Regions from separate parts of the Homo sapiens genome. Here region 2 is linked to region 1. Evidence: read pairs that join two places in POLR2A ChIA-PET (ENCODE). Cell type or tissue: endothelial cell of umbilical vein. All regions are shown on one strand. Links, peaks and the distances in the headings refer to the core of each region. The heading gives the core; the rest is flanking DNA.

What was found. Peaks named below come from ENCODE experiments on the same cell type or tissue, not always from the same donor. Only the 100,000 strongest peaks of a DNase experiment are listed, where the experiment ranks them.
Region 2: POLR2A ChIA-PET joins it to region 1 with 5 read pairs; 2 of 35 experiments call an interaction of 5 or more read pairs at or near these places.

Annotation. Positions count from the first base shown.
Region 1 is chr10:31,519,555-31,532,361 of GRCh38, forward strand. ZEB1 (zinc finger E-box binding homeobox 1) reads left to right here. Exons shown (of 9, transcript NM_001174096.2): 7 at 572-2,382; 8 at 4,379-4,559; 9 at 7,118-10,250. The coding sequence ends at 7,710. Among named protein-coding and RNA genes, the nearest start is that of MACORIS, 180 kb to the right of the region's middle. In endothelial cell of umbilical vein, for the core only: no CTCF peak of the experiment used is centred there; no DNase peak of the experiment used is centred there; H3K27ac peaks cover 465 bases.
Region 2 is chr10:30,723,745-30,736,551 of GRCh38, forward strand. No RefSeq gene overlaps it. Among named protein-coding and RNA genes, the nearest start is that of LINC02644, 6.9 kb to the left of the region's middle. In endothelial cell of umbilical vein, for the core only: no CTCF peak of the experiment used is centred there; no DNase peak of the experiment used is centred there.

The sequences.
Region 1 (12,807 bases), core at 5,568-9,567:
ATTTCAGTTTAATAAGCCAATGCTTATAGAATATCTTATATAAGTTTTCCTCCCATTAGGGAAAAACTATTTTCAAGAAAGCCCTATGGGTACAGGAATTATTATTAATCAAAGATAGATATTCATACTTGTTAAGTCATATGGGACATTTTACTTATTTTTCTTTTCTTTAATATTTCTCCTACAGATGGTTGAGTAGAGTAAAATATAGAAAATTATATAGGTCGGTGAAATGGGATAAGAAAAAACATACTTGAAAGAGTAGAATGTAATTACTTTTGATACTTGAGAATTATTTGAAGTTATAAAGATTGGTGGAAATATTATACACATATGCTGAGAAGATTCCATGATTGGTTAGCAGAACATGTACCTCAGACTTAGTTACTAGCGTTCATCACATCTATGTAGGTTTTGAAGCTAAAAAGTTTATTCTAAATACAGTTCTGTCACAAGCATGCATGGCAGTCTTCTTTTTAAAATTGATACCGCTTGTTTTAGGGAAATGAGGATACATAAAAATTTATATGTAATAATTCAGTGAATATAATTTGTTTGTTTGTTTGTTTAGGAGAGAAGCCATATGAATGCCCAAACTGCAAGAAACGCTTTTCCCATTCTGGCTCCTATAGCTCACACATAAGCAGTAAGAAATGTATCAGCTTGATACCTGTGAATGGGCGACCAAGAACAGGACTCAAGACATCTCAGTGTTCTTCACCGTCTCTTTCAGCATCACCAGGCAGTCCCACACGACCACAGATACGGCAAAAGATAGAGAATAAACCCCTTCAAGAACAACTTTCTGTTAACCAAATTAAAACTGAACCTGTGGATTATGAATTCAAACCCATAGTGGTTGCTTCAGGAATCAACTGTTCAACCCCTTTACAAAATGGGGTTTTCACTGGTGGTGGCCCATTACAGGCAACCAGTTCTCCTCAGGGCATGGTGCAAGCTGTTGTTCTGCCAACAGTTGGTTTGGTGTCTCCCATAAGTATCAATTTAAGTGATATTCAGAATGTACTTAAAGTGGCGGTAGATGGTAATGTAATAAGGCAAGTGTTGGAGAATAATCAAGCCAATCTTGCATCCAAAGAACAAGAAACAATCAATGCTTCACCCATACAACAAGGTGGCCATTCTGTTATTTCAGCCATCAGTCTTCCTTTGGTTGATCAAGATGGAACAACCAAAATTATCATCAACTACAGTCTTGAGCAGCCTAGCCAACTTCAAGTTGTTCCTCAAAATTTAAAAAAAGAAAATCCAGTCGCTACAAACAGTTGTAAAAGTGAAAAGTTACCAGAAGATCTTACTGTTAAGTCTGAGAAGGACAAAAGCTTTGAAGGGGGGGTGAATGATAGCACTTGTCTTCTGTGTGATGATTGTCCAGGAGATATTAATGCACTTCCAGAATTAAAGCACTATGACCTAAAGCAGCCTACTCAGCCTCCTCCACTCCCTGCAGCAGAAGCTGAGAAGCCTGAGTCCTCTGTTTCATCAGCTACTGGAGATGGCAATTTGTCTCCTAGTCAGCCACCTTTAAAGAACCTCTTGTCTCTCCTAAAAGCATATTATGCTTTGAATGCACAACCAAGTGCAGAAGAGCTCTCAAAAATTGCTGATTCAGTAAACCTACCACTGGATGTAGTAAAAAAGTGGTTTGAAAAGATGCAAGCTGGACAGATTTCAGTGCAGTCTTCTGAACCATCTTCTCCTGAACCAGGCAAAGTAAATATCCCTGCCAAGAACAATGATCAGCCTCAATCTGCAAATGCAAATGAACCCCAGGACAGCACAGTAAATCTACAAAGTCCTTTGAAGATGACTAACTCCCCAGTTTTACCAGTGGGATCAACCACCAATGGTTCCAGAAGTAGTACACCATCCCCATCACCTCTAAACCTTTCCTCATCCAGAAATACACAGGGTTACTTGTACACAGCTGAGGGTGCACAAGAAGAGCCACAAGTAGAACCTCTTGATCTTTCACTACCAAAGCAACAGGGAGAATTATTAGAAAGGTCAACTATCACTAGTGTTTACCAGAACAGTGTTTATTCTGTCCAGGAAGAACCCTTGAACTTGTCTTGCGCAAAAAAGGAGCCACAAAAGGACAGTTGTGTTACAGACTCAGAACCAGTTGTAAATGTAATCCCACCAAGTGCCAACCCCATAAATATCGCTATACCTACAGTCACTGCCCAGTTACCCACAATCGTGGCCATTGCTGACCAGAACAGTGTTCCATGCTTAAGAGCGCTAGCTGCCAATAAGCAAACGATTCTGATTCCCCAGGTGGCATACACCTACTCAACTACGGTCAGCCCTGCAGTCCAAGAACCACCCTTGAAAGTGATCCAGCCAAATGGAAATCAGGTAAAAAATAACCTCCATCCTGAACCTGGCTAGTAATATGCTATTTGACTAATTTCAATTAACTTTGTCTAATAAATATCAGTCCCGTAGAGCCAACTAGATTATTACAAACTGTCATTTTTAAAAGGATCAATGTTTGCTTTAACTTTTCTGGCATGATGTCTTCAGTTGGTTGTTTGCTAATCCAGGGTATTGTTACCAGCTTAAAGTTTGAAATGCTATTCTACTGAAAGATGATTTTTAAGTCCCAGCTAAAAACCTGTTTGAAGTTAGAAATCAAAAAACAAAATTGAAATACTCGCTAATTGGGTTTCTGTTTTTATAGCTAAATTCCTAAAATTAGTAATAGTTTCTGCCTTGATTATGGTCATTAATTAATGAAAATATGTTCCCATTCACAGGTTCATACCAGGCAAACTTATCTATCACTTTTATATACTAATACATCTGTTTATAAAAGGTTTTAATTAAATAAACAGGAATGAAGTATACAAAGAACGCATCTTGTGAATTTACTGATCATTTTATGAACTGTGCATAAACAGTGTTCAGTCATAATGTATATGAGGAAGTGTGGCTGTGAACCTAAAAATACATATGCATTTTCCTCCTTAACTATCACAGTGTTTACCACAACAGTGTTTATTCTGTCCAGGAAGAACCCTTGAACTGGTCTTACCCCAAAATCCACAATAGTTTTGGATAGAGCTATTGTATGCCTCATTGTCCAGACTTTTTCCATGTCACTGATGTTGATGTTTTCCCATTTTTTCCATCAATTTCTGATGGAATCAAATGAATACTAGAGACAAATTTGATATTTTATGCAAATATTTTCTATAAGTATAATAATTTCAATATCCTGCTCAAACTTGTATTTGCTGCTTTTGTTTTCCCTTAAATATTGCTATTGATTGGGTTTCCTGTAATTGTGATAACTCTTGAAAAAAAGTTCTTACGTGATCATTGAATTCCTCTAAATTTTTAGTGTACAGAACACTTTGCATGCCTTTGAATAGAAAAAGAGCCATCCTTAGCATTTCATAGACTCACGTGTCACGTGACTAGATCAAGTAGCAGTGAAAGTAGAATCAAGTTACTTCAGCACCAGGGCCACTCACAAATGACAGGGACAAATGGCTGCACCTCTCTTGCCTCATAGAGCCATAAGAAATGTTGTGAAAAACCTTCAACTTTTAGAAAATGTGTGGGTTTGAGGCAATGGCGTGGAACACTCTAGATAAGGTAGGAAGATCTTAGGGGACCCAGTTCCACAACAGGCTCCCTGCAGGGTTATTTGGCTTACATAAGAACGTGCTGCCCAAAATTATCTCCATGAGACTGCCTGGAGTTTCTAAAGGTTCATTTTGATTAGCAATTATTTCTGTTAAAAAGATAGACCCTCCTGCATTGTTTTTCCATCTTGCTCCTTAGACAAGTGGTAGAGCACACCTCTCTCTTTTCAAGGAGACCGTGGAGGTTAAAGAACCCTGAAGTTCTGGAGGATACAATTGAAAGACCAGGTTTTAAAAATAGAATGTTAGCTTTTGCTTAGTGAAACCCAGAATGAGAAAAATGAAGGCAAAAGATGCAGTTAGTAATGAGCGATTAATTAGCAAACTAATAAGTTAAAACCTTCTGCAAATTTCTCGTAAAGTAATGATTCACATGAAACTAGGTAAACTCTGTTACTATATATTTTACATGCTTTCTTTTCGGTGTCCTTGCTTTCTTTCCAGTACCAGTTGAGTATATGTCTTTGCTATGGTTTTGACTGTGTTATCCCCAACCTCACTCTTGTCTTTGTCATCTCCACCTGTGATCTGGCCCCACCCTTGGGGCACATGTGCAGTGAAGATCAGTGTGCTTGCTTTGGTCAAGTCCTTGAAAGTATAAAAGTATAAGTTAAAGTAGTTCTTTATCTCATGCTTTTATGTATATCTCTTGTTTATCTTTTAATGTTAAATTACATTTTCTCACACCTTTCTCCCTCTAGGATGAAAGACAAGATACTAGCTCAGAAGGAGTATCAAATGTAGAGGATCAGAATGACTCTGATTCTACACCGCCCAAAAAGAAAATGCGGAAGACAGAAAATGGAATGTATGCTTGTGATTTGTGTGACAAGATATTCCAAAAGAGTAGTTCATTATTGAGACATAAATATGAACACACAGGTATGTCAGTGAACACAAACATAAAGTGTCCATGATATGATATACTGGAAGATGCAAAATTAAAAACTAAAGTTTTAGAATTTTCTTTCTTTTTTTTTTTTTTTATTTTGTTTTGAGACAAGGTCTGGCTCTAGTCACCCAGGCTGGAGTGCAGTGGCACGCAATCTCAATCTCGGCTCACTGCAACCTCCGCCTCCCGGGCTCAAGCCATCCTTTCATCTCAGCCTCCTGAGTAGCTGGGACTATAGGCACATACCACCACACCTGGCCAATTTTGATATAGACGGGTTTTGCCATGTTGCCCAGGCTGGTCTTGAACTAATGAGCTCGAGCCATCTACCCACCTCGGCCTCCCAAAGTGCTGGTATTACAGGCATGAGCCACCACGCTTGACCCAGAATTAATTTTCTTATTTTTTACTTATCTGATCTGGCCATTTTCACCTGTTTGCCCACTTCTACCTAGTACTTAAGGTCTGTGCCTTTCTTTTGGTTTTTTGCTTCATCTGTTTTTTTGTTTTTTTCATGACTTATTTCCTTTAAGCTGACACAGCATTTATTCTGTCCGCATTCATTTAATGCAAGCTTATGCTATATTAATAAAAACATAGTACATAGTACCCATTAATAAAAAATATGAGACCAGTGGGCTAAAGTCATAGGGAGACAGGATCTGGCTTCATAAAAGAAAAAGCTGCTTCATAAGCATGCGGCAAGCTGTCCTGGCAAGTCAAGATCTTTTGTTTTAAGTAAGAAGTTCTGCCTAAGAGGTTGGACTAGAAGATTCTAAGATCCTGTAATTCTGAGATCCTGTAATTCTGCCACAAAATATGCCTCCTTAGGTTGACTCAGGGATGGCAAACTATAGCTCACAGGCCAAATGTGAGCATACGCATGTTTTTCTATGAGGTAAGAATGGTAGTTTTTGATTTTGTTTTTACATTTTTAAATGATTGGAAAAGATGAAAAGAATATTTATGACTGATGAAAATTATGTGAAAGTCAAATATCAGCATCCGTAAATAAAATTAGTTGGAAGACAGCATCGCCTATTCATTTACATTTTGTCTATGTCAGCTTTCATGCTGTTCTACAATGGCAGGATTGAGAAGCTACTACAGAGACCATTTGGCCTGCAAAGCCTTTAATACTCACTACCCTTTACAGAAAATAGTTGCCAACTCCTGGCCTATTTCATTCCTTCCATCAGTGAAGTACTGATAAATTTTAACACCTGGTTCTCTGAAGGGTGGGGAAGCCCTGATTTGTAGTGTTTGCAGCTTTTTGTGGCATAAATACTCCCATCATGGTGGATTTCGAGCTTGAATGTGATGTCAGCTTGCAGAATTCCTGAAAATTTAGCAGTAGACTCTCTCCAGCCAGTACAAACTGGCTCCAGCACACTCCTGTGTCTCTCTCTAACATGGGTTGCTGTAGAAGGGGCTGGGTTTATCCTGAGCTCTTTAATCCCCTACCTGCTCTTCCCTGCCCCCACTACCAGCCATTATGACTACAGTATCCATATTTATCTTTCATATTCTTAACTGTTTCAGTGTATTTTTTACTCTTGTGAGAAAAGATAGAATTGTTTTTCCTTCTTCAATCTGTGGATTCATACAGTGACACTTGGAAGGTTCTTGGAGCTAAAAACTGGTTACATAAGAGAAAGTCACACCTCTCAAAATCAGCCCCTTGTAACTCAGTCCTCTGGTTTTCAGAGATCTAAGAAGAGTTAGAAAATCCCCTTCCTCTTCAGGCAAAGTTAAATATTAGCAAATATCAAAGTGAAAAATATATATGAAAAACTACACTATTTCTAAAATTAAAAATCATTTCTGCATTTGTTAGTGTTAACTGCTTGATAGCTCTGAAATTGGACATTATCGATCCTGACTATGATCAGTTGTTGCCAGTCCTTTTCATGTCTGGGCAGCAACACTCCTGTAGCCCATGCGTTCTCAGGAGGGGCAATATTGCCCTCACGGGCCAAAACTTGTTTCTTAGGGGGCAAAAAAGTCTGAGATACTACAATGGCTGTGGTTTTCTAAAGAAGCTCAGTATATATACTGTATATTTATGAGTTTTATCGTATATAAAAAGTGTATAGTAAACATTAAAATTTCACTGGGAGCAGAGCTTGTGACTAGGAAAACAAAATGACTAAAAAGGGACCTTGTAGTGATAATGAACACAAGGTGAGCAGCAAGTCTGTCCCTGTCTGCCCTCACTGTGCTCGTTCACTACCAGACATCTCCTCCCAGCTGCACTTGGCCCATTTTCCACCTCGCTGTCATGATGCTTGTATTTTTGGCATTTCAATGTCATGTAGCTCCCATTGACCTAATCATCTGCACAGCAGAGTGTAGAGCACTACGTTTTTTAATGTAAAGAACAAACCAAATTGCAATATTATATTACAAAGAGTTTGGGACCTGGAAATGTTTTAAAAATGAAACTAATAACCCTCCCCTTTCTACAACATGAAGTACCCCAAAAACCGTATAAGGATTTTATTTGCTGAATACCACCATTTTATTTAACAGAATTCTTATTTTGCAGGTAAAAGACCTCATGAGTGTGGAATCTGTAAAAAGGCATTTAAACACAAACATCATTTGATTGAACACATGCGATTACATTCTGGAGAAAAGCCCTATCAATGTGACAAATGTGGAAAGCGCTTCTCACACTCTGGGTCTTATTCTCAACACATGAATCATCGCTACTCCTACTGTAAGAGAGAAGCGGAAGAACGTGACAGCACAGAGCAGGAAGAGGCAGGGCCTGAAATCCTCTCGAATGAGCACGTGGGTGCCAGGGCGTCTCCCTCACAGGGCGACTCGGACGAGAGAGAGAGTTTGACAAGGGAAGAGGATGAAGACAGTGAAAAAGAGGAAGAGGAGGAGGATAAAGAGATGGAAGAATTGCAGGAAGAAAAAGAATGTGAAAAACCACAAGGGGATGAGGAAGAGGAGGAGGAGGAGGAAGAAGTGGAAGAAGAAGAGGTAGAAGAGGCAGAGAATGAGGGAGAAGAAGCAAAAACTGAAGGTCTGATGAAGGATGACAGGGCTGAAAGTCAAGCAAGCAGCTTAGGACAAAAAGTAGGCGAGAGTAGTGAGCAAGTGTCTGAAGAAAAGACAAATGAAGCCTAATCGTTTTTCTAGAAGGAAAATAAATTCTAATTGATAATGAATTTCGTTCAATATTATCCTTGCTTTTCATGGAAACACAGTAACCTGTATGCTGTGATTCCTGTTCACTACTGTGTAAAGTAAAAACTAAAAAAATACAAAATACAAAACACACACACACACACACACACACACACACACACACACACAAAATAAATCCGGGTGTGCCTGAACCTCAGACCTAGTAATTTTTCATGCAGTTTTCAAAGTTAGGAACAAGTTTGTAACATGCAGCAGATTAGAAAACCTTAATGACTCAGAGAGCAACAATACAAGAGGTTAAAGGAAGCTGATTAATTAGATATGCATCTGGCATTGTTTTATCTTATCAGTATTATCACTCTTATGTTGGTTTATTCTTAAGCTGTACAATTGGGAGAAATTTTATAATTTTTTATTGGTAAACATATGCTAAATCCGCTTCAGTATTTTATTATGTTTTTTAAAATGTGAGAACTTCTGCACTACAAAATTCCCTTCACAGAGAAGTATAATGTAGTTCCAACCCGTGCTAACTACCTTTTATAAATTCAGTCTAGAAGGTAGTAATTTCTAATATTTAGATGTCTTAGTAGAGCGTATTATCATTTAAAGTGTATTGTTAGCCTTAAGAAAGCAGCTGATAGAAGAACTGAAGTTTCTTACTCACGTGGTTTAAAATGGAGTTCAAAAGATTGCCATTGAGTTCTGATTGCAGGGACTAACAATGTTAATCTGATAAGGACAGCAAAATCATCAGAATCAGTGTTTGTGATTGTGTTTGAATATGTGGTAACATATGAAGGATATGACATGAAGCTTTGTATCTCCTTTGGCCTTAAGCAAGACCTGTGTGCTGTAAGTGCCATTTCTCAGTATTTTCAAGGCTCTAACCCGCCTTCATCCAATGTGTGGCCTACAATAACTAGCATTTGTTGATTTGTCTCTTGTATCAAAATTCCCAAATAAAACTTAAAACCACTGACTCTGTCAGAGAAACTGAAACACTGGGACATTTCATCCTTCAATTCCTCGGTATTGATTTTATGTTGATTGATTTTCAGAATTTCTCTACAGAAACGAAAGGGAAATTTTCTAATCTGCTTTATCCATGTACTTGCATTTCAGACATGGACATGCTATTGTTATTTGGCTCATAACTGTTTCCAAATGTTAGTTATTATGGACCCAATTTATTAACAACATTAGCTGATTTTTACCTATCAGTATTATTTTATTTCTTTTAGTTTATAGATCTGTGCAACATTTTTGTACTGTATGTCTTCAAACCTGGCAGTATTAATACCCTTCTTACTGACATATGTACTTTTAGTTTTAGAAAACTTTTATATTTATGTGTCTTATTTTTATATTTCTTTATTTATTACACAGTGTAGTGTATAATACTGTAGTTTGTATTAATACAATAATATATTTTAGTATGAAAATTTGGAAAGTTGATAAGATTTAAAGTAGAGATGCAATTGGTTCTCCTGCATTGAGATTTGATTTAACAGTGTTATGTTAACATTTATACTTGCCTTGGACTGTAGAACAGAACTTAAATGGGAATGTATTAGTTTTACAACTACAATCAAGTCATTTTACCTTTACCCAGTTTTTAATATAAAACTTAAATTTTGAAATTCACTGTGTGACTAATAGCATGATGCTCTGCAGTTTTATTAAGAAATCAGCCTAACCATACAACTCTCATTTCCTTAGTAAGCCAAATTAGGATTAACTTCTATAAACAGTGTTGGGAACAATGTTTAACATTTTGTGCCAATTTGTTCCTGTATTCATGTATGTAAGTTACAGATCTGACTCTTCATTTTTAAGTTCCTTGTTACATCATGGTCATTTTCTAGTTTTTTACCAGACTCCCATCTCACAATAAAATGCATCAACAAGCCTGAACTGCTGTCATTCTTTTCATCATTATCAGTATTTTCTTTGGAAAACTGTGAAATGGGGTACATTGTCATCCTGCATTTGATTCATCTTGAGCTGAATTTGGGTAACACTAAATGTTTTAGACATTCTCCACTAAATTATGGATTTTCTTGTGGCTAAATGTTTCTGGAGAGGTCAGAGTTGACAAAACCTCTTCACAGGTTGCTCCTTCTTCCTGAAATCCTTAATCCTCCGCATTTCATGCTTCAGGTCATTTCAGGGAAGCCTGGGTTTAGATGCCTTTCTGACTCTCAGCTCCTGCACTTCTGTCATCATACCTCTGATACTATTATTTATATTCCTTCCCCACTAGGAACAGGAACCACATTTGTCATAGTCACTCTCACATTCCTCACTGCCTAACAGGGTGCCTGGCATAAGTTGGGACAACAGATATTTGTTGAATAAAAATATAATTTGCATGTTTATGGAGCTCAGCTATGTTCTCACTTTTTTTGCTTCTAATTCCAGAATATATGTTAAATGATCTAATAATTTGATTATTTTCTTATAAGTCTTATTAAACACTAGTCATAATAGACACAATAAATTATGCCTTCTTTTTCTATTGCCTTACTATTTTGATTTTTTGAAAGTGTATTTCTAGGTGTCTTCCTGGTGCTTAACCTCATGGTATATGGCACAGGTATTGCTGGCTTGTGGACATGACTACCTCCAATAGGAGCGATAGGACTGATCCTAGTCAGCTCTCCTTTGTAGAATTCACTTCCCTTTCTAGGACCCCATATTCGTAGGTGCTCGTTACCATGTTGCCTGATTTCCCCTGTCACTGAGAGCAGCTACCAATAAACAGACTGACTGAAAAGGATTAGGAACTAAGAATAAGATACTCTTCTTAGGAGGTATCCACAATGTAATATAAAGTTCAATGAGGGCAGTGCTTGATATGTATGGATAAATGACTAATAAAGGAATTTAGGCATTACCAGAACTTTTCAGAAAGAAAACGTACATGGACCTTTCCCAGTATTCCCTCATATGACATACAACAAAAATAATAGCAGGGCCATATATTATTTATTCATGCCATGCACAGGTATTTCACTACTATCAAAATGTTCACAAAAGCCTCATAAAAAATACAAATAAAGACAATGTGCCCATGAACACATACGTCTTAAGTAGCAGAATGAGGATATGAACATAGGCTTATCTGAGTCCAAATCCATGCTTCTTCTTTTTTATTTTTTTGAGGCAGGGTCTTGCTCTATTGCCTGGGCTGAAGTATGGTGGTGTGAACATGGCTCACTGCAGCCTCAAACCTCCTGGGCTCAAGTGATTCTCCCACCTCAGCCTCCTGAGTAGCTAGGACAACAGGCATACACCACCACACCTGGCTGTTTGTTTGTTTGTTTGTTTGTTTTTGTTGGAGAGTCAGGGAGTCTCACTGTTTCCCAGGCTGGTCTTGAACTCCTCGGCTGGAGGAATCCTCCTGCCTTGGCCTCCCAAAGTGCTGGGATTATAGGCTTTAGCCACTATGTTCAGCCCGAAATCCATGCTCTTACCTAGCCTGTATCACATCTCATGTGAGAATAGTTTACAGTATCTCAATCTTCGCCTTGAAGTATATGAATGGAAAATATAAGAGCAATATACATTTCATAGCCTGGTGGAAAAGAATGGATGGGGAATGAGATTTTTCAAATCTGTGTGCAAACTTAAAAAGAACCTTGAAAAGGATACTATTAAAGTGCAGTGATTATGTTGACATGAAAATGTAGAACAGATTTCATCTCATCCTATCAATGGGAGAATATATTAGGACGTTCAATATGTGAACATTGTCCTCTGCTCTAGCTCACATTCTATTCAACAGTAGCAGAATACACACTTTTTTCCTAACACATGGGACATTCATGAAGAGGGACCATATTATGGGCCATAAGTCAACTCTCAGATTTAAAAGAATTGCAAATAAAGTATTTTATTTGACTACAAAAGAATTTATTAAAGTAGAAATCAGTAAATCAAATGTATCTGAAAAATCCCCCAAATTATTGGAAAATTGACACCACATTAGCCCAGATGTGGTTAAAAATAAATTATAAAATATGAGCTAAAGGTAAATACAACATATCAAAACTTGTAGCTTGCAGCAAAAGCAATGAATATAAGAAAATGTATAGTATTAAATGCTTATATTAGAAAATAATAAAGGATTGAATCTTATCTAAGCTTCCATCTTAAGAAATGAAACAAAACAAAATTAAACCGAAACCAAGCAGGAAAGAGGAAATAACAACAATAGCACAGAAAACAAAATAGAGTAAATCAATGAAATCAGAATCTATTTTTTTAAAGATTAGTAAAATTGATAAACCTCTACCAGGATAGATCAAGGAAAGAAGAAAAGAGATACAAATTACTAATACCAGGACTGAGAGAGGCACATCATTACAGAGCCTATAAAGAAATAATAAGGAAATATTAATGAACTTTATGCCAGTAAATTTGGCAACTTAGATGAAAATGACATATTTCTTGACTCAAACTACCAACATCCACTCAAGAAGAAATAGATAACCTAAATTTCTATTATCAATGGAAATTACATTTCTAGTTAAAAATCTTCCCAAAAAGAAAATTCCCAGCCCAAACAAATTCACTGGTGAATTCTACCAAACATGTAAGGAACATAACTGTACCCATTCTACACAAACTCATCTATAAAATTGAAGAGGAGAACACACTTCCCACTTCACCTGTAAAGCCAGCATTAACCTAATACCAAAACCAGTCAATAACGTTACAAGAAACAAATCTACATACACATTGATGTTGCTCATAAACATGGATACAAAAATTTTTAACAAAATTTAGGAAATCAATTTGGACCATATATCAAAAGGAAAATAGATCATGACCAAGTGAGATTTATCCTAGGAGTGCAAGCTTTTTAAGCATTCAAAAATCAGTTGCAGATGCTTCTTCCCAGGGGTTAAAGCCCGACAAACCCATCATAAGTTTAAAATACCATGTCAAAAATGCATTTAGTATGCCTACTGAACATCATAGCCTAGCCTAACCTAGCTTAAACATGCTCAAAACACTTAATTAGCCCACAGTTGGGCAAAATCATTTCACACAAATCCTATTTTATAA
Region 2 (12,807 bases), core at 5,287-9,286, 800 kb before region 1:
ACCATCTGAACACCGTTTTAGCATTCATCCTGAAATGGCTGGAACATGATTTGTTAGCTCCATAAGGGTAAAGAAATATTAGCTGGGTGCAGCAGCTCATGCCTGTAATTCCAGCGCTTTGGGAGGCTGACAGGGAAGGATCGCTTGAGCCCAGGAGTTTGAGACCAGCCTGGGCAACATAGTAAGACCCTGTTTCTAAAAAAAATCAAAAAGTTAGCCAGGTGTGGTGGCACGTGCCTGTAGTCCCAGCTACTAGGGAGGCTGAGGTGGGAACCTTGCCTGAGCCCAAGAGATTGAGGATGCAGTGAGCTGTGATTGCACCACTGCACTCCAGCCTGGATGACAAAGTGAGACCGTGTCTCAAAAAAAAAAAAAAAAAAAAAAAAAAAGAAATATTGAGCAATGACTGACCAAGAGCCTGTATGGAAGCAAAGAAAAATAAAACAAGCCTAATGTTTAGTAGCGGTTTCTGCAGATGGAAGACAGCAAACGGGGAAAGAGTGCATTTGGGATTGCAGGACTTGGTTAGTGTCAGAGCCTGTCCTAAAAGACGACGATGCAGCAGGACCCTACCTGTCCTTATGACTTCCTTTCATCCTCCCCGCTCACCCTCCATGCTTCCTTCCTGAAGGAGGCCATTCCATTATTAAAATCAGGAACTGCAAAGATCCGGCAGGGAGCGTCATTTGCCAACGGTATTTGAGGTCCCAGTGGGAAAGATTTTTTTTTTTGGTTGGATGGAGTCTTTCCACAGATTCACATACGGTTATCACGACAGCCACAGCATCTGCTGAAGTCTATTTCTAGTAACATGTTGCACATTCCAGACCTCTCATTATTTGCAGTGGTCCACATTCATTCATGAATACTTGTATTTACTACTTGTTCATTCAATTATTTCTTGAGTGGGTACTTAGCTTAAGGGTCAACAGAACGCAAATATATCTTATATCTAGGCTCTGATGCCCCAAGGGATCTGCATTCCCTGGGACACAAAAATAATGATAATTCACCAAGAAGCATAAATAATGATGCAGGGCCAGGCATGGTGGCTCACACGGTACTCCCAGCACACTGGGAAGCTGAGGCAAGAGGATGGCTTGAGCCCAGAAGTTTGAGACCAGCCTGGGCAACATAGTGAGACCCCATCTCTATAAAAATATTTAAAAGTTAGTCAATCATGGTGGGTGCACCTGTAGTCCCAGCTACTTGGGAGACTGAGGTGGGAGGATCACTTGAGCCCAGGAGTTCAAGACTGCAGTGAACTATTATTGCACCACTGCACTCCAGCCTGGGTGATACAGTGAGACCTTGTCTCTAAAAATAATAATAATAGCAATGCAACAAGAACCTGTTCTGCATGGAATTGTGCCCCACTCTTTCCCCTTCACCTACTCCCCCAAAAAGATTGGAGTCCTAACCCCTAGTACCGCAGAATGTGACCTTATTTGGAGATACTTGAGTCATTAAGTTAAATGAGGTTTTCAGGGTAGGCCTAATCCAATCTGACTAGTGTCTTTATATGAAGGGGAAATTGGGAAGTGGCGGCAGGCATGCACAGAGGGAAGACCGTGTGCAGATGCACGGGGAGAAGACGGCCCTCTACAAGCCCAGAAGAGAGGCCTCAGAAGAAACCAACCCTGCCCACACCTTGATCTCAGACTTCCGCCCTCCAGAGCTGTGAGACAATAAAGGTTCTGTTGTTTAAGCACTCCAGTTTGTGGTACTTTGTCATAACAGCCCAAGGAAACGAATCGTGTCCACAGGAGGGACTTCTGGCTGGAGGTGGGAGGGAGGGGAAGGGATCAGGGTGGCTTCTGGGAGGAGGTGTCCTCTGAGTCGGCCTGAAAGGACTGGCAGGATTTCTCACTGCAACTGGACATCAGTCCTTCAGCCATCAGTTCCAAAGAGAAGATCTGGAAGGAGGAGAGGGAGAGGAGAGGCACACCCAGTCTCCCACGTGTGGCACAGGCAGGATAAGGACATAGCAAGTAGGGCCTCGAGGCTGAGGTGAGGGTGCACAGAAGGAAAGTGAACTTGGACATGGGCGGGCCAGGGGAATCCGGCTAAGGGGCTCTTCAGATGTGGGGATGACCCGGCAACAGCACCTGCGACTGACTCCTCTGGTCCTCAGGATCCCCAGGCCTAGTGCGTCCCTTTCTCATGGGACCCGGGGTGTTTCCAGGGCTGCCTGGTTTCATAGTATCCTGCGCCCTGCGCTAGCACTTCCATCTTGGACCTTGATGTTGAAACCATTACAGGTGCTGACTCTATTACATCCTCCTCTCATCTGATCTTCATATAAAGATATTTCTGAAATCTCCAGCAAACAACATGGCACTTGGAAAATGGCGGACTTGGGTTTCCTACCCAGTAGTGCCATTTTTTGGTAGACCTCAGTGACCATGAGGCAGCTCTATCAAATGCTGCTCTGATTTTATAAGCTGCTCAGGAAAACGAAATTGTTCTGTTGCATTGGAAATATGGAAAGTTTTGGAATCTTGCTATATTAAATTTTTTTTTAGATTTTGACTCTTAAAAAATCTTTGAATGGCCCTGGGAGATAGATTGGTCATGTCATAAACAAAAGACCAAGGCATACAAAAGTTACGGGACTCGGCTAAGATAACAGAGCTGGGTGGGGCAAGGCTCTTTAAGGACGGCACCCAGATGTGGTGGTCCGCATTCCCCTGTACCTGATTGTTGTTGAATAATGGAGGTAAACTGAGGCCCAAGGTCACCTCCTGCTTTAGGGAGGGCCTTAGGTAAGGGCGGGAGAGGAATCGCAGGCCCCGCCCGAACAGGCTGCTTTCTCTGCATGATTTCATCACATCCTCGCAGGCAGCCCCGAGAGGCACCCGCTATGCCCTTTACTGAGGAGGGTCTTCAACATTCAGTTCTTCCTCATCCTCCCATCGCTGGTAAGAGACCCATTCCAGTGGAAGCTGAGGAACGAGACCTGCCTGGGAATGAGACCTTTCCTCATGAACACTAATTTTATCCAGGGGTGATAGGGTTAGGGGGAGGTGTTTGCTGTTAATATCCGAATGTCTCTCTAACAGATTTCTATCAGGTTTGATATAAGCTGTCAGCTGCCTCCCTCCAGCTGGAGAAGCCAGGAAAGGAAATGCAGGGACTGGCCAGGGAAGGAAATACGGAAGCGACAAAGGAGATACCTTTGCATCTGGCGAGGGGCAGCCGCGCAGACGGAAGGCTGTGGCCAGCAGGTGGCGCTGTTGCTCAACGCAGAAGCCAAGGCTCCAACTCCAGCGCCGCCTCCGGCTTCACAGTCCTAGGATCTGCAGAGGAAGCCTCTGCTCTTAGGCACAGAACTGGGCCAAGACCTTCCCCTAAAGACCCCAGGGGCCAACTCCAGCTCCGTCCGGCTCATTTGTTTCCAGTTCAAGGAACCTGAACTCTACGATGGGCTGACCTGGGAATGTTCGCATTGCCCTGATGCAAGCAGTGATAAATTGTGCAGTGACATGAACGTGCCCAAAGTGGGAGTCTGCAGACCACAGTTCCTCTTAGCCAGGCTTCCCTCCCCCCGCATGCACTCGCTCATTAATTTTTTATTTTTTTATTTTGCTGGCTTCTTTAAACCTCTTCCCTTTGCCAGCTTTGCCATCTATAGAATGAAGGTGATACCTTTCTTTGGCTCAATTAGTTAATGTCAGGAAAACTCTCTGCAGATGAAAAGCACTAAATTCTATTGATCAAATATTTAATTAGCCACACTTGCGGATGATTCATAATCATCTATTCAACTTCCTGAATTGCCAAGCAGAGAAAATGGCATGATTAGAAATATAATTTTAAATACCGGTTTTCAGAGATTTTGTACCTGTCAAGGCTATGGGAGAATTACTGAATTAGCATACCAGTTCCTCCCTGATTTTCCAAGGGCCTGAAGAAACCGGCTCCTTTCCCACTCAGCCTGTGACCACAACTGCCCTCCTCCACCCACACCTGGCCTGGGGAGTAACTCAGCCTCAGGGCCTCACTGGCAGTGTCCAGCAAAGGAGAGAGGAAGGAAGGAGAATGGGGAGGAAAGAGCCTCTGAGTGAGGGACAACTCTGAGGAGGTCTGACCAGCCCCCAAGGAGCCCCAGCAGTCATCCCTTGGAGGAAGTGGTCAGAAATGGCCAGGCCCAGGACCCTCTGGACTCTGTCACTGGCTGGGCCTGACCTTGGCACGAAAGGTGTAGTGCAGCAGTCCCCAACCTTTTTGGCACCAGGGATAGGTTTTGTGGAAGACAATTTTTCCATGGATGGGGAGAGGGTCAGGAGTGGTTTCATGAAACTTTCATCTCATATCATCAGGCATTAGATTCTCATAAGCACTGTGCAGCCTAGATCCCTCACGTGCACAGTTCACAATGGGGTTCGTGCTCCTATGAGAATCTAATGCTGTGGCTGATCTGACAGGAGGTGGAGCTGAGGTGGTACTGCTTGCTTGTTGGCCAGCCACTCACCTCCTGCTGTGTGGCCTAGTTCCTAAAAGGCCATGGATCAGTACCAGTCAAGGGCCTGGGAGTTGGGGACCCCTGGTATGGTGATTCCAGAAGGCACTGCACCTAGAAGCTGCTGACTGGACCACACTCCTTGAGACAGGCTCTCGCTTAAAGTTTGCTGAGCAATCCCACTTCCTCAGCTGCCCTGGCCTGTGCCAATGACTTATTTAAATCAGTAAATCGATAATGATGGAGCTGACAGAATAGTAACATTAGTTCTGAAAAAGCCAGGGAAAATATACACATACACAGACGCGTAGATACTTATGTATATAGATGGAGACAGTAGACGGATGATGGAATACAATTTTAAAACAACATTCAAAATTGGTTAATATCCTACAAGGTAATAAAACTGTAACACACACAGTTATGATTTTCTACTCGCCAGAAATCCTTTACACCTCTACTGGACAAAAATCATCTATAGTTTATCAGTTTTCTATAAGTTAACATGGAACTTTAGAGTCTACGCCTGATCAATAGTAAACTGTAAATCAGAAAAGACAATATTCCCTAGAGAGTCAGGTACCTGTAGGCAGGCGTGTTGGATAATGCACAAGTATAGGCATGTAATCATCTTTATGCCTCACTTCCAAGTTGTAAATAATTAACACTTCTCTTGGGTAGTTACATTCTGTCAGGAGAGGGATATAAATAAATAGCCAGTTAAAATATTGTGTGACAAAGGAAAGGCGAGGAATGAGCAGAAGAAAGCAGGAGAAAACAGCACAAAGGTGCTTTTTTTTTTCTTTTTTGAGACACGGTCTTGCTCTGTCACCCAGGTGTGACGAAATTATGGCTTACTGCAGCCTCAAATTCCCAGGCTCAAGTGATCTTCCTGCCTCAGCCTTCTGAGTAGCTGGGACTACAGGCATGCACCACCATTCCAAGCTAATTTTAAAATTATTATTATTATTATTATTATTATTATTATTTTTAAGACAGTCTCACTCTGTTGCCCAGGCTGGAGTGCAGTGGTGCAATCACAGCTCACTGCAGTCTCAACTTCCCAGGCTGAAACTATTCTCCCACTTCAACCTCCCAAGTTCTGGGACCACAGGTATGCACATACCACCATGCCCGAAATTTTTTTTTAAGTTTTTTTGTGTGTTTGTTTGTTTTTAGATATGGGATCTTGCTGTGTTGCCCAGGCTGGTCTCAAACTTCTGGACTCAAGTGATTCTTCCACCTCAGCCTCCCAAAGTGCTGGGATTACAGGTATGAGCCATCATGCCCAGTCTTTTTTTTTTTTTTTTTATTGTAGATACAGAGTCTTGCTATGCTGCCCACGTTGGTCTTGAACTCCTGAGCTCAAGCCATCCTCCCTCCTCAGCCTCTCAAAGCACTGGGATTACAGGCCTGAGCCACTGTGCCTCACAGATCCCAAAGGCTTTTGATGGCCCCTCCATAGAACTGCTAATAATTCCAAACAGCTGAGGGCAGAGACGAACCAGTCTTGAGACTGAAGCAGGCATTGAGACTGGCCAGGACAGTGGATTACATAGTGAACTATTTCTCTTTTGCCATGCTGGGGAATTTGGATTTTTATCCTTAAGGCAATAAGGAGCCATTGAAGTGTCTGAAATTAGAAATAAAATCGATATTTGTGTTGATAAAGATCACTCATGAAGGGTGGAAAATGGATTGGAGGGTACTAAAACTGAAATTAGGCAACAAACACAAAGGTAGCTAATTTAATTTCACTGAACTTTCTGGATCTGTGGTTTGGTATACGTCATTAATATTAGAAGGCCCACTGCCATTATTACTTCAAATATTTGTTCTGCTCCATTCTCTTTCTCTTCTCTTTCTTGTATTCCGACTCTGTGCATGTTACAGCTTTTGTAATTGCCCCACAGTTCTTGGACATTGTATTTTTTGTTGTTTTTTTTATTGTTGTTGTAATATTTCTGTTTGTGAATTTTCTTTCAACATTCTCAGCTCACTGATTCTTTCCTCAGCCATGTTGATTCCACTGATGAACCCATCACAGGCATTCTTCATTTGTTATTATTTTTTTTTAATTTCTAGCATTTCCTTTTTGGTTTTATCTCTCTGTTTTCCATCTCTCTGCTTACATTACCCATGTATTCTTGCATGTTGTCTACTTTTTCCATTAGAGACCTTAACACATTAATCGTAGTTACTTTAAGTGTCCTGCTTGATAATTTTTAACATCTGTGTTATAGCTGAGTCTGGTTTAGATCATTGCTTTCTCTCTTATGACTTCTTTCTTGATTTTGGTGGAACTTGTACGTTTTTGTTGAAAGCTGGACAAGTTGTATTAGGTAATGGGAACTGAGGTAAATAGACCTCTTATGTAAGGATTTATGAGAATCTGGCTAGAAGTTGGTCTTTTTGTTTAGTGTTTTCTGTAAAAACTAAAGGTGCCAGAGCCTTTTAATTCCACCAATGTCCTTGTTTGTGTTTTTTCTCTCCCCTTTTAACCTCAGGATTCCCTACATACTCCTCCTCAAAGAGAGTCTCTGTCTCAAAGCTCTTTCAGCTGTAATTTACTATAATTATATGCAGGCCTGTTGGTGTGGTGGTAATATGTAGGGGAGTGGGAAGAGTTCTATAATCTTCCAATTAAATCTCAGGCTTTTAGTGGGCCTGTGACCCTAGCCTGTGACACCCAAGTGTTTCTTCTTGCATATACCTCCACCCACCTTAGGTAAGGCAGGGAAGCCAGAGGGGTGTGGGGTGAGAGGGTTGTCCTTCCCCCATGGCTTTGGAACAAGGCTCGGGTGAAGCCTTTTCCCCAAAGGGTAGGCCTTTGTTCTGGAGAACGCTCTAGGTATATTTCACAAGAATTACTCTTCCATCCAAGATGCCATCTTGGATCTTCACCATGAGAACTTGGTAGGGTTTCTGGAGGTAAAGCCCAAAAAAGTGTGAGGGGCCCCATCAAGACTGCACTCCCTAGGAGTTTGTCATTCTCACACTACTCCACACTCAGCCTCCAGATTCATTAAGATAATCACTTAAGTGTTTCTACCAGTTTATGAGTCCAGTGGTTTCTGTTCTAGGTCAGTAGATCTTGGCTCTGACTCTGGATTTATCTGTCTTTCAAGATTTCAGGATGGTAGTTTGCCCTGCAAGCTCAGTTCTCCAATGGGTCCTTCCAAAAAGTCATCGATTTTCTGTTTGTTCAGCTCTTTCTTGTAAGGACAAGAGTGATGACTCCCAAGCTCTTTGCATGTTGGAGCTTCAAACAGAGGTCCATAAATAACTTACTTTCAGACAGTGATGAGTGTCAGAGAATGGACTAGGGAGAGGAGGGAGTCATCATCAAGGTCATGGAAGCCTGTCTGGGGAGACACCATGTGGAGGAGACCTGAATCGGGGGAGGGCATAGAGGCAGCAGGATTGGCAAGTGGAAGTTCTTGGAGCTGAAAGAAGGACTGTGGGGCCAGAGCACAGGGGAAAGGATGCAAGAGGGAGAAGAAGGTGAGATTGGGAAAGGGACTTTGGGTGAGCACATGCAGGGCTTTGTTCTAACCGCAAAGGGAAGCCATTAAGCAGGGGAATGATATGTGGTGTAACTTAGGTTTGTGGATGATTCTTCTGGCTGGGGAGTCCATGTGTCCATGTTTGCTCAGGACAGTCCTGGTTTATGTCTTTTGCCTGCTGTCATTATCTTCCATGCCCCTTCCACTTACAAAAGTGTCTTCATTCAGATGACAAATCACAAGGACCCCCTGATCCTGGCCACAGTGAGGAGGAGATGTTAGAGTGGCCATGAGGGAAGCTGGGAGGTCGGTTGGAGGTGAATGTAGTGAAGCGGACAAGCCGTGATGGGGTGGTGGCCTTGGAGCTGGAGGGAACCGATGACCTCAGGACATGTTACAGAGGTGGAACCAGTGGGACTGTGCCTGGCTGACCTGGGGGCCAAGGAAAGAGGAGGTGGGGAGTCAAGCTACCAGGAACGATTCCATCACTCCATCATCTAGTAGTGTCAATTCCATCTCTGTTAACTCAAATCTGTCATTTGGCTTCCATTCTCACATCCATCTCCCTAGTTCAAGCCTCTTCACTGCTCACCTGAAGTTGAGATCCCTCTCTAACCCCATGGGCTTTTGTCATCATCCCCCTCTGAACAGTGGACACAACCTCCGGTTCCACAGCCCACACCAAGGGCAGACCCTGAGCTTGGCAAACACTGCCCTTCAGACCCACCTTCCTCATTCCCACTGGAATGTCTCATGGCTCCTCCAACACCTTCCATCCTTTGGGCTGCCCTAGGCCTTCTGCCTGGGGTCCCCTCCTGCCATCTCCTCGCCCTTTGGGGAGGTTAAGTTGTGCCTCCTCCATGGAGCCCTTCAGCTGTCACATCCCACTCTGAGTGCCCAAGGTCCTCCAATCTCACATCTGCTATGGCCCTTCCTGCATTCCACTTTATAGAACAGTCATCTATTTACTGCCATCCCTCAACTAGTTGGTAAGGTTTTGAGGGAAAGAATGATGTTTTATTCTCTCTTAATCTCGCACTGGGAGCTTGGCCCACCACAGAGTTCAACCCTTTGTGGAGTTGGAGGCTTTTGGCAGAAAAGAAGGTTGCATGCTGGTTTCGCTGGTTTGGCCCTGGCAGGTTTACCCCTTGACTTCACTGTCGTGCAGCCAAGTGGGAAGTTCCTCAGGGGTTCCTCGCCCAGAACCAGGAATGAAGATCACTTCAGGAAGAGTGGCCCAGGCCTGCCCCCAAACTTACCCCTGGCATTCAGGACTGGTGGCGGGGAACCCAGGGACAGGAGTGCTTAGCAGAGTCTGGTGTGGAGGAAACACTCGATAAATTAGCTATTAACAATTAAGTGACTAACAAAGATAGACATCATAGAGGAAACCATAATGGAAGATGTTGATGGACTTCAATCATTTTATTAAGTTTATTAATTTCATCACCTGGAGAGAACCTAATGTCAACACTTGAGTATATTATATAATCTTCATGCATATATTTTCACAGAATTTTGTTCCTTTGCATAAAAATTTCTGTAGCTGACTTTTCTCACTTAACATTATAAGCATTTTCTCTGGTAATTAAGAGATCTTTGTAAACACGCTTTTGATAACTATATGTGTTTTTTGTCTATTATGCCAAACACCACCCTGGGCAGGCTTTTTAAATTATTTATTTTTTTGTTGTTGTTGTTGTTTGAGACAGGATCTTGCTCTGTCACCCAGGATAGAGTGTTCACTGCAGCCTCGACGACTCCTGGGCTCCAGCAATCCTCTCACCTCAGCCTCTTGAGTAGCTGGGACTACAGGTATGCACCACTACACTCAGCTAATTTGCACTCAGATGGTAGAAGGTGGGGTGAACAGGCACTGTTAGTGGGGGTGTCGAAGGCATTGACTCCTCTGAAAAGCAATTAGACAGCATCCGCCATGAGAACTGGAAATGCTTATGTCATTTGCCCCAGTAATTCCACTTCTGGAAAATCTAGATTATGGAAGTTCACAAAATACAGAAAAAGCTCTACTCCCAAAATGTTAATCCCAGCATTGTTTATAATAACAGAAAATTGGAACTAACCAGCTAAGAAAATATTTATGAAAAGTTTGGCATGATATACCACAAAACACATATAGTTATCACAGTTTTTATTTTCCTTTCTTTGTATTCTTTCTACAGTTTCTAAAATGGGAATGTACTACTTTTCTAATTATAAAAATTATGCTATTTTTAAAAAGACATTTGGGGCTGGGCACAGTAGCTGACACCTGTAATCCCAACACTTTGGGAGGCTGAGGGGGGGCTGATCACTTGAGGCCAGGAGTTCGATACCAGCCTAGCCAACATGGTGAAACCCTGTCTCTACTAAAACTACAATAATTAGCCAGGCATCCTAGTGCACACCTATAGTCCCAGCTACTCAGGAGGCTGAGGCATGAGAATTCCTTGGACCTGGGAGGCGGAGGTTGCAGTGAGCCAAGATCGCGCCACTGTACTCCAGCCTAGGCAACAGAGGGAGACTCTGCCTTAAAAAAAAAAAGAAAAAAGAAAAGAAAAGAAAGAAAGAAAAGACATCTGGGGCAAGGCATGGTGGCTCATGCCTGTAATCTCAGCTGTTTGAGAGGCCCAGGTGGGAGAATCATTGAGGCCAGGAGTTCAAGACCAGCCTGGCAACATAGTGAGAACTTCCCTCCATCTCTACAAAAATTAGCCAGGAGTAGTGCTGCATACCTGTGGTCCCAGCTACTCAGGAGGCCAAGGTGGGAGGATCGCTTGAGCCCCAGAGTTCAGGGCAGCAGTGAGTTATAATCATACCACTGCACTCCAGCCTGGGTGACAGAGTGAGACTCTGTCTCAAAAAGAAAAAGTAAGAATCACAATAAAATAAAAGACATTTGATAATCAGTGGGTTTCTATTCCACAGTGTATGAACGTTACATATTTGGTCACTGCTGGGATGTGTGAGCATGATCACATCATTGATTGACTTCTCTGAACCTCAGTGGCCTCACCTGTGAAATGGGGGCACTAACTTTCACCTGTCTGCAGGCATGTAGCCAAATCAGGTGCCATTTGAAAGACTTTTCCAGTCCCGGTGCCTTCAAACGTCTGCTGCGAGGCCATTTTTTCTCAGGGTGTGGAAGGAGCATGATAAGGGTGATTAGGATGGGCTTATTGGAGGAACGAGGAGGGCAGAGACTGCTTTTCCACTTCATGGCACCGAGCGGGTGATAACAGAGGACTGATTCAGCCACAGCAGCTACCCGAGCCCTACCAGGGCTGTGGAGCCAACTCTCTCAGCAGGAGTTTCAGAAAGCAAAGGGGTCGGAGCTCCATCCTTCCTTCCTCGCAGACTGTCACCCTGCCAGCTCTCATTCACCACAGGGCTATGTGATGCTGGCCCTCAAAGCTTCCTTGGCAGAGGGTGCATCTGCAATCCCCTTCCTGTAAAATATTTGAAGTGCAAAGGGCCCTGCAAGCAGAACCCCGCCCTCTTCTCCATTCTCCCTTCAGTGGGTATGAGAGGAAGACGGGCTCTTCTGTTTAGAAAACGCTGTCTGGGACCCAGGAGCTGGAATGGAAATGCTGAGTCCACTTGGAGCCTGGTGTGACAGTGACAGATGTCTCACATGGCAGACACGGAGCTTGGGAGCAAACAGGTGCAGGCACTCGAAGGTGGTCTTCTACATGGGATTAGCAGCACAGGCAAACGAGTAACTTTCAATCATGTGATTCTGCATGGGGCAAATCTTGAACATTCTTAGAAAGCTGCAAGCCAAGAAATCTGCCTAGGCTGGGCATGGTGGCTCATGTCTGTAATCCCAACACTTTGGGAGGACTGAGGTGGGAGAATCGCTCGAACCCAGGAGTTCAAGACCAGCCTGGGCGACATAGCAAGATCCATCTCTATGACAAATTACTTAAAAATTAGCCAAGTGTAGTGGTGCACACCGGTAGTCCCAGCTACTCAGGAGGCTGAGGTGGGAGGGAGGATCGCTTGAGCCCAGGAGGTCAAGGCTGCAGGGAGCTGAGATTGCACCGCTGTACTCTTTCCTGAGTGACAGAGTGAGATCCTGCATATAAATAAATAATAAATAAAGCCGGGTGCGGTGGCTCACCCTGTAATCCCAGCACTTTTGGAGGCCAAGGCAAACAGATCATGAGGTCCGGAGTTCGAGACCAGCCTGGCCGACATAGTGAAACCCTGTCTCTACTAAAAATACAAAAATTAACCAGGCATGGTGGTGCGTGCTTGTAGTCTCAGCTACTTGGGAGGCTGAGGCAGGAGAATTGCTTGAACCCAGGAGGCGGAGGTTGCAGTGAGCTGAGATCACGCCACTGCCCTCTAGCCTAGGCAACAGAGTGAGACTCCATCTCAAATAAATAAATAAATAAATAATAAATTTTAAAATATATACATAAATTTAAAAGACTGCCCAGCCTCAGCCTAGGACCAGCCAGGAGTGCACTGGAAGGGCTATAGGAGCCATCTGCCCGTCCCAGCGACATTCCATGAGACAGGCTGAGCAGGGGTGTGTGGAGTCAGTGGCCTCAGCCAGCTCCACCAGCCACCGTCTGCTGACTATACGGCTTTGGGGAAAGCATCTGATCATCTTAAGCGCTAGTTTCCTCCTTGATAAAATGAGAATCACCGTGGCACCTACTGTGTGGGGCGGCTATGCGGATTAAATGAGATGATATGTGGAGGGCACTTACCCCGGCGTCTGGCACATGGCAAGAGTGCAGTCCATTGCTAACCATGTTTTTTTATTTGTTTTGTCTTGTCTTTTTGTTTTTGTTTGTTTTTGTTTTGAGACGGAGTCTCTCTCTTGTT